2 separate regions of the Homo sapiens genome follow, and region 1 is linked to region 2. Evidence: chromatin loops called from intact Hi-C (ENCODE). Cell type or tissue: endothelial cell of umbilical vein. All regions are shown on one strand.

The links. Peaks named below come from ENCODE experiments on the same cell type or tissue, not always from the same donor. Only the 100,000 strongest peaks of a DNase experiment are listed, where the experiment ranks them.
Region 1: it touches region 2 in a loop (8-fold over the local background); 2 of 110 quality-filtered maps call a loop at or near these places.

The regions. Positions count from the first base shown.
Region 1 is chr5:81,427,240-81,432,239 of GRCh38, reverse strand. It overlaps SSBP2 (single stranded DNA binding protein 2), which reads left to right. Exons shown (of 17, transcript NM_001256732.3): 16 at 3,557-3,655. Among named protein-coding and RNA genes, the nearest start is that of ACOT12, 36 kb to the right of the region's middle. In endothelial cell of umbilical vein, no CTCF peak of the experiment used is centred here; a DNase peak (open chromatin) is centred at 3,119; H3K27ac peaks cover 1,483 bases.
Region 2 is chr5:81,551,805-81,556,804 of GRCh38, reverse strand. All of the region lies in intron 4 of SSBP2 (single stranded DNA binding protein 2), which reads left to right. Among named protein-coding and RNA genes, the nearest start is that of ACOT12, 160 kb to the right of the region's middle. In endothelial cell of umbilical vein, no CTCF peak of the experiment used is centred here; DNase peaks (open chromatin) are centred at 2,834 and 3,724; H3K27ac peaks cover 2,738 bases.

The sequences.
Region 1 (5,000 bases), 120 kb after region 2:
AGATGACTAGAGATCTACACCATCATCTCATGTGTGCTGACCTGAGTTCTAGCTCATTTGTGCCCACTGGGAGAATGACTGACAGTTTGTTCTTTGAGGGAGCTAGCAGAGTCAAAACAACACTCTAGAAAACTCACTATTGGCAGCCTGTGAGAAAGCAATTCAAAATCCACTACTTAGAATAATGTCATTATTATTTTATTCTAATTACAGGCAGAGCCACAGTTTCTATAAATGTTCACTTTTTTAATTTGAAAATGGAAAAATTTAAAATTTTAAAAAGTTTTAAAAGGTTTGAAACAATTTTTGAGGATGGGAGAAGGGATAATAACTTACTAATTAAGAGAAGATATGAGCTGGGCACAGTGGTCCACACGTGTAATCCTAGCACTTTGGGAGGCCAAGTGAGGAGGATTGCTTGAGTCCAGGAATTCATGACCAGCCTGAGCAACATAGTGAGATCTCATCTCTGCAGAACATTTTAAAAATTAGCCAGATGTGGTAGCACACATCTGTAGTCCTAGCTACCCAGGAGGCTTTGGCAGAAGCATCACTTGAGCCCAAGAGTCCAAGGCTGCAATGAGCTGTGATCTCACCACTGTATTCCAGCCTAGGTGACAGATACCATGTCTCAAAAAAAAAAAGAGAGAAGAAGATATGTAATACCTGCTAGAAGAAATCAGACCAGGAAGTCCAACAGGGTTAAACATGGCAGCCAGAGGAAATTGTGTTTGTGGTGTATTATGTGTGTGTGCATATATGTGTGTGTGTATATATATATGTATATAAATATTCATGTGTGACATCATAGCTTAAGAGAATTTCCAACTTGAAGAAATGATAAGTGAGAATGTAATAAAATTTCTTGAAGTTGGTATCAGTATAATCCTAACCATATTTTTTCAAGCAAAACTCTTAAAGTAGGGAATAAAGTACATATTCATTGAAATAACTGTAACCGATGGGCCTAATGTATCTAAAAGTAATCTTGTACTCTTTTGTGCTGAAGCAAGTAGAGTGCCTTTTTGACCAACCTAAGTCCTTTTTATACATCATATTCTTGCCTTATTGATGAAACCTACTGGACATAATACACAAATACAGCTACAGTTAAATGAAGCATACACACAATTCATTACCACCTACCCTCATTACCTGTTCTGGGATGGTTTTTGGTACCGCTATCTTAGCTGTCCCTCAGATGCCAATATTGAATATGCCCTTTAGCCCATATCATCATGTCACTCAGCGATTACGGACAGCACAATTTTCTTAAGATTTCCCATTGAGGAGCTTCTGTTGTTTTCCAATTTTGCAGAGATTACTCTAGTTAAAAACAAACCAAAAAAACCCAATTGTCCTATCACTTCAGGCTTTTCAAATACGGTCCAGTAGGCTGAATAGGAATAGGTTTCAGAGATCTGATTTTATCTCAGTTTTGTATGTTGAATGTATCCTTTCAATCTTCCTGTTAGTGTCCTTAAATACCCGTCCCCACCACACATACACACACACACAGAAGAGTATAATGCTGAGCCACCATGCTATGAAGAGGTTGCATGTAAAACAGAAATAATAACACTGGAAGTATTTTGTGTGTATTTAAACATTAGCAATGCAATGTTACTTTCAAATTGTAAGTATTTAAAAATCAATATTTTGAGTTAGGAATCAGGTTTGAAGTTAGCCAGACTTTCAGAATTATAAATCAAGAAATGATATATGGCAAATGTGCAGCAAAGATTTAAAGCACCCTAACTGAGTCTGAGATACGCTGCTTCTCTCATGGTACCTTATATACCACAGGGGGTATGAATGTTACACAAGAATAAGAGGGTTCATTTTACTCTTTTGTTTGACTGTGTGAAATATGCAGCTTCCAACTGCATCCTTGAATTTTCTTATATATGTGTGTATATATTAGATTGTATTTTATTCTAGTATTACCAATTTCTCCATTATATATAAAGTGACAGAAATCCAAAAGAATTTATAAATTATAAGTAAATCTTACAATATTTTTTATAAATTCATTTTCCTTTTTGAGCTAAGTCAGCATTATCATTCCTGTTTTCAAGGTACAGTTTATTTAACCTAATAACTTTAATAATTAATGAATTCTAAAATAATGCAGTTAGTTAAATTTTACTTAATTTTTTTCCCAGGAAATCAAGATATTCAGATTCATTTCAAAGTATAGTTGCTTTTCTATATACTTGGATAACTAACATTTTTCAGAGAAAAATTTGTCAAAAAAAATAGAATCCTCTTTATGCTATTAAAGTATATTTCCCAAGTCCTTGGGGTTTCTTGACACAGAGAGCTCCAATGGACTTCAGAGGATCCTTGTTCTCAGATCCTCCCTGCGGGGTGCACAGCAAGACAAGACACAGTGTATTTCTACCAGCTCATCTATCTATCTCTGCTTTACATTTTAACCATTTTCTTCTGGGAATAACTCATTCATGAAATGTTAATTTTTATGATACAAGTTGTTGTAGTTAAGACAAAATTCTCTGAGCAATTTTCTTTAAAAAAAAATCTAAAAACTAATTCCAAAACAATGTAAATAGGAATGGCTTAGGAAAAAGTAAGCCAGTAAGTAAGTAAGTTATTTCTTCCATTTGAAATAACAACTAAAAAATGTTTAACTCTGAAGTTTTTTTTTACAAGTTAATGAATTGGACCTTCAAAGAATTACAGTTATACTACTGTATAAACATGGTTTATAGTCCAATGTCATTCTACATTTCCTATTGATGTGGAGTATCAGGTATCCTGCCATGGCTAAAATTGTGCGGTAATAATGAGACTAGCAAATTTAAATAGAATATGAAGCAACGCACTGCTAACTTGGTGTTCGATTAGATTGCTAATAACAGTCATTTTATCTTCCAAGGAAAGTTCCAAAGTAAATCTACTCTTAAACTAATGATAGGAAAATATTCTAAAGCAGTTTTCTTTTGAGCCTCCTTTTCCTCTAAGAGTACATAATAAATTCTCAAGTCCTAAGGTGTCTCTTGTTCTTAAGTACAGTTGTTAGCTATCTTTCTTTTTTCCTTAAAGTTCATGTAAAAATGGTTGAAATAGTGTTATCTGTATACTGCATGTAGAATTAAAAGGAAATGTTTATTAAAACAGTGACCTTTCAAAGTTTGGTTAGTGAAATGACTAAGGGAGTTATTGTTCCATCTTGCCTTATCAGTGGGTAGGATCTCTTCATCATGCCCCTGCTGGGAATGTTTTAAACTCTCCAGTGTTTTAGGAACTCTATAAGCTGAGGGTGGGAAATTGAATAAATATTGATTCTGAAGCTAAGAAAATAGTTGTGGTAGGTTATTGGGGGTTTTTTTATTTTTTTTTAAATTTTCATTTGGGAAGGCATTAGTACTTGTCAAAGTGCAAAGAATGAAATAGAATACATGGTAGAAGTCTAAGATTAAAATTAGAAGTATGCTTTGTCCTTAGGGATGCTGTTTCAATATTCGAAACAGTACAGTGCAAGAGGGAAATTAAAATTTTCAACAATGCCTTGTTTTCTAAATCTTGTTTACAGAATTCTCCCAATAATATGAGCCTGAGTAATCAACCGGGCACTCCAAGGGATGATGGCGAAATGGGGGGAAATTTCTTAAATCCTTTTCAGAGTGAGAGTGTAAGTATTCCCTTGACTATATTATACTCAAATTTTATTTCTGAAGCTCTTCTGCTAGAATAAATGCATAAAGCCACTTTTACTGCTGTTTATCTAGAGTTCAACAGGTTTATCTTTTAGATAAGAGAAACTTTAAGTGGAATATCTTTGAAAATAATTTTTAAAACAAACTTTTTCTTTTTTATTCTGTGTACATAGTTAGAAAAACCATAATAATAGTTTTCTCATTGAGAACCTCCACTGTAAAGGAACAAACTGGAAACAGGTTGCCTATTTGATACTTTTTATAAGTTTTCATGCTACTAAAATGTCTCAGGTTGCTGCAAAACTAGGTGTGTTTCAGTGCTGTCCTCAAAATCTAAAAAGTCTGTTCTTACTTTATATAGTAGACCTCACTGGACTGAAGGCCAAATTGGCGGTCTGTTAACCTGAGCTGAATACCCAAGTCACTGCTTGCGTGTGATTGTACTGTTACACAAAAGTTCATTCCATATCTCCATAGAAGTAGACAGAACCAAAAAGAGAAGCAATAAAATTCATTCATTTAACAAGCAATTACTGAGCACTTACCACATGCCAAGGCAATATGCTAGGTATTGGAGAGACCAAAAAGACAAAATGGTGCCTTTTCTCAAGGAGTTCTATGTAATATAATGATTTTTTACATTAATATTTCACATTAGAAACCCCAATGGAATTTTTTAAAATACAGTTTCCCAGAACTCTCCCTAGACTTAGTGAATCAGAATTTCCAGGAGTGGAGCTGGGCATACTTGAATGTGGAAAAGCTTTGTTGCTGATGCTGGTGTACATTCTCTGCTAAGAACCACTGAACTGGAATGTAGCATAAAAGATTTCAAAACCCAAATGAATTTCATCTTCACAGGATTCATAGCATCCTTAAAATTTCTTACGGAGGACCTACCAAACTGCAGTCAGAATCATGAGAGAGACTACCCTCATTTTGCCCAACTCAGCATTTACCAGAGGTGATACCATCAGAATTTGAAGCACTGGCTAATAGCACGTCTACCTTTATACAGAGTGGCTGTTCCATTCCCAAAACAGAATACAAGATTGAGTGCTCTGTGGATTCTTGTAGTTCTGATATCCACATGGGACCTTTGCAGGGGACAAGACATCCCCTGTTTTTAGAGTTCGTTTCTGTTAAAATTATGCTGATCTGTAGTTTACTTGCAGGCAATATATGATTAGTGAGGACAAATAATTTTTTATGTGTAACAGTTTACAGTTGAAAAAAAAATTTAGCCTGTCAGTGTTAAGGAAAAACATGAGAAGCTACATAATTTAAGTCATAATGCTTAAGATTATGGGAATTATTTTT
Region 2 (5,000 bases):
TGCCTGAGAAAATGCATAGCTAATAAGCGAACAGAATCAGGATTTGAACTCATGCAATTTGACAATAGAATTTGTGCTCTTAACTAGTATATCATGCTGTCTTTTAAGCAAGGCAAGGGATGAAAATGATGTTTGGATTTAACGATAAGGATTTCATGAAAAGGCAGTAGGGAATAGGATCCATAGTAAAAGTAAATAAAGGACCCTAGGAGGAGAAAGACCTCTATCATTGTCACAGTATGGAAGGAGCAGAGCATGGATGTGCATGCATATAAACTTGTAGGTTTCCTGCTAATCACAACTCCTTCAATATCAATTTCTCTTTCATGGATTCGAAACAGGGACTAAAATTGTCTGTGTTAGCAAGTTACTCCTCATTTAACTTCAACTTTTCTTGGCAATAGGGGAGAGGGAAGAGACTCCTTCTTTCTTTGCTATTGAAATATAGGTTTCTAAGATACTGAGCTGAGAAAGTCTTTCTGGTACCCGTAAAACATGGAGAATTTTTAACTGCTTTTGAAGATTCACATTGGCAACGACCACTGGAAATGAACATAGTCCTTGATATTGTGTGTTGGGGTAAATCTGTATTGGTAGGAAAAGGTCACTATATAAAGATAATATATAAAGATAATAAATGAAACTTTCTGCAGGGGTGATAGTAATTATGATATGCAATATCTCTTTATAAGCAATTGTCTAGAATATGGGCCAGCAAACTCCTGCCAATTTTTGTAAATAAAGTTTTATTTGGAACATAGCCATGCCCATTCTTGACGTACGTCTGTGGCTGCTTTTGCACTAGAATATCAGATCTAAATGGCTGCAGCAGAGACTATAAGGCCTGCAAAGCCTAATATATTTACTATCTGCTCATTTTCAGGAAAAGTTTGCTGATCTCTTTTCTAGAATAATAAAGCAGTAAAAACTTGGAAAAATGTTTTGAGAAAAAGAGAAAAATACCAAAAATGTGGAGACTCAGAGAACTAGAAGATATTAAGAATATATTTTTAATAGAAAATCACTTTACAAACTGATACAGATTGTACATTGATCTCATTTTTATCTAAATGATTTACATAAAATGTTAACAGCAATTGTTATATTTGATTTTTATTTTCTTACTGGTTCTATGTGTTTTCTGATTTTTGTACAATGAACATATATTATTGTGTTAGTAATAAAACTGACTACTAGTAGACCAGGGTGACAACATAGAAGCCCAAGCTAATTAGAATGTGAAGACAATGTGGCAGGGTCAGGCAAAGATGAGGCATCCTGGAAGATGTATAAGGAAAATGCTCAAGTTGCCAAAGAAGTTGGAGAAATATTTTTGATAATGCCACTAAGGACACATTTGGTGTCTTTAATTTCTTATATTTAACCACAATTTACATGGGCTAATATATGAGTAGTCCCTGAAAATGACTTTCCATAAAAAACAACCAAAATGAGTTATATAAATTATAAATCACATTTAGGAACATTTGTAAATGTTCCTTATTTCCTAAGATACAGATTTTTATTAGTTTATACAGATGTTCTTAGTTTTGTGACTTACTGATAATGTTTTATATTAGTGATTTATTTTTAATTAGAAAAATTAAATTTATTTTGCTATAAATAAAGTCTGTACTTTATTATAGAAGTGGAGGACCTTGTTTTGTAAGAAATCACAATTATTTCTTTAAACAAGGCAAAGAAATTTTATTTGGTCAAAAATAATCAGAAATTACAGAAAGCAATATTGAGTGAAGTACTGTTATTAACCAGATGAAACTTAAAGTAGTTTTACTGTGGTATTCTACTGCAACATCTGCACGGTGGCACTACCCAGATGCTCACTATAAAGTTCAATGGCTCCTGACAAGCATTAAGTTCCTTTCAGTGGCTGTACTATGTTAGGAGTCATTGAAACAGAAGAGAAATCAGATTTTACCAAAGTTTATCTCTTAAGTCAACACATTTTTATTTAAATTATCATCATGAATGGTATTTATTATCTCTATAATGACCAAATCAGTTGTTGAGAGCTATCTTAGTATAAAAGCTTAGGATACAAATTACTGGCTTGCCCATAAACTGTCATGCAAAACAAACAAACCAAAGCAAATAACAATTCTAAACCTCTTTTTCTATTTGTCCTTTAAATATAAGTCAAAAAGGCTAGTGGTTTATTAGCTATAACTAAAATATAATTTGTAGGAGGAATTTTTATGTAACCATTGTTAAAAACAAATTAATTCAATAGAGAATGAGCCTCAGAGCAAGAATATATGTGGATATACATAGTGTTTTTATGTGAAATATAAAATTTGAGCCTTTGTGTTAATTAAATATATAATTATTATCTAAAATTAAATAAATATAATTATATATTTAAAATTGTACATACTTGTGCATTATTTTATTCAGCCATTCCACTAACTAGTATGACCATGAATAATGAAATGGTTTTGAATGAAAGAATGTCAGTAATAGGCATATTTACAAGAAATTTCATGTTAATTAAATCCATTATGTTACAGAATTTTTTAAGGAGAAGTGGTAGAAGTCCCACTTATGATTGTTTGACAATGGACTAAAAAAGTCTACACATTGTTGGGACCAAGCATCACTGGCCATAGATGTGTCAGATGTCCTAATGGATCTTATTTATATCTAATTTTTATTATTCAAGTTGATTTTAATCATAATGTAGACCGGAATCTGTTTTTGTTACTTATGCAAGCACTCTCTTTTTTTAAAATTAATGGATTTCTCATTTATTCAGGAAGTCTCTAATGGCATTTGGGGGAGGGGAAGTTTATTAGTTCCTTCCTGAGTAATGCAGTTTTTATTTCTTGTTGAAACTGTGGTCTCAGCCAAAAATCAGTGTTGGGTGGAAGAAAGTATTAATAAAAAAGGGTAGGAGAGAAGGAGGGAAAGAAAGCAGGAAAGGATAAAGGTAGGAAAGGATGGTAAGAAAAGAAGAGAAAGCAAAAAAGGAAAACAAGAAAGTTAACTATACAAACATTTAGTTCACTTGTATAAAAAGTAAATACATTGTAAATTGTTCTGCTGAAACAACAACATCCTGTCCTTATCTCACTTCTACACCCTGCTGCCTCTATTTCCTGCTGCCCTGATGATGATATTTTATTTATATATAAATATATGAAGCAATATGTATATTTTGATGATGTTTGTTACTGAATTTCTAAGTAATTGAAACATAAAGGAGAATTATTCTGGTTATAAATTTTTCTGAGTTTTTATATGATTACTGGAAAATAGCTAGCCATTTCTATAACTTTATAAGTTTACTTCAGTAATGATATTTTTCTGATGCTATGAGTTAAGAAAATGTCCAGCCCAAGTCTGGGGTTTAGGGAGTAGCTAGTATGTAGTGTGTGGAGAGGTGCAGGGTGGAGTGTATCACAATCCTGCTATTTCCCTTATAAAATAAACTTGTTTCTGAAAGATTCTTATATTTTTAGAATTGATCTCTCAGCCTTTGTAATTTTTATAAATATTTAACTTGTCTAGAGAAAATAAAACATAAAAGGTAGTTACAGAGAGTAGGGTCACAAGTGAAAGAATAGGTTTTGCATGTACATTTCGTGTTGGCTCTACTTAACCTTACAATCCATATTGAGGAAGGTAAATTCAATATTGCTGTTAATCAAATCACTGAGCTTAAGTGACTCACCCAAGGCCTCATGGACAATGGACAATTGTTAGGGTTGAATGAGAATTCATACCTCCTCTTCCGATTCTCAGCAGTCATGGAGTCTCATTATCATCCTCATTTCCTGAACTGCTACTGTGCTGGAAGTACTCCTGACAGTTTGTATCCTCCCTCAGAAGCTGTGACCTATTTTTAATGTTGCTTTTTCAGGTAAAGAGATAATATTACATGCTGTGTAATATTATCCATTGCTGTATAAATGGATGAAGAAGAATTTATAAATTCCAGACCTACTTAGCATTTTCATGCTCTTTATAATTACTAAAAGTCTATCACTATTTGAGTCACAGGTTAACTTAAAAAAATTAAAGAATCCAAAACTGTATTTTTGTTCTACCAATTCCTCTTCACATGCACACCTTTACATTATTTTCTGTAAATCCTGTTTTACTTTGGGTTTTTTTTTTTCTTCTTTCTTTTTTCTTTTTTTTTTTTAAGAGACATAGTCTTGCTCTGTTGCCCAGGCTGGAGTGCAGTGGTGTGATCTCAGCTCACTGCATCCTCTGCCTCCTGGGTTCAAGTGAGTCTTGTGCCTCAGCCTCCCAAGTAGGTGGGATTATGGGCATGTGTCGTCACACCTGGCTAATTTTTGTATTTTAGTAGAGACAGGGTTTTACCATGTTGGTCAGGCTGGTCTCAAACTCCTGTCCTCAAGTGATCCACCCACCTGGGCCTCCCAAAATTTTGGGATCACCAGACATGAGCCACCGTGCCCGGCCTTTACTTTGTTTTGACTGTAAATTTCTGGTTTCTTAATACAGTTTCCGATGATAATTAAATATTAGGTTCACTCTACTTCTTAACTATAGATATTTATTCTAAATACATATTATATGAACCCAGCTATGTCATATGGATTTGAGAACTAGCATTAAACATACTTTTAGGCTCTTGTTTGCTTATTTATCTCTCTATACAAGAATTAGCACAAATATTCATATACTCACTAACCAAGATAATGTTATTAATTTTATGCTACAAAACAAAATAAGCCATATCCAATATTTTCCTAATGTCAAGTGAATGTAACTAAAAAAGGAATGTAAGTGAGATCACAGTGTGTGAAGTGTGAGTTGATACACTGATACCTTTTATGATTCAATTAAATGTTTTCTGAAAATAGCCTCTTCAAATTCTTAGAAATTTCCTAAGAAATGTACAATAAGCATCAAAATGTGTAATTACTTTAGATCTATTTAATAGTTGTCAACATTTTAAAATAATAGTCTTGTAGATATTTTTTAAGTACCAGGACAATGACATAAAAATA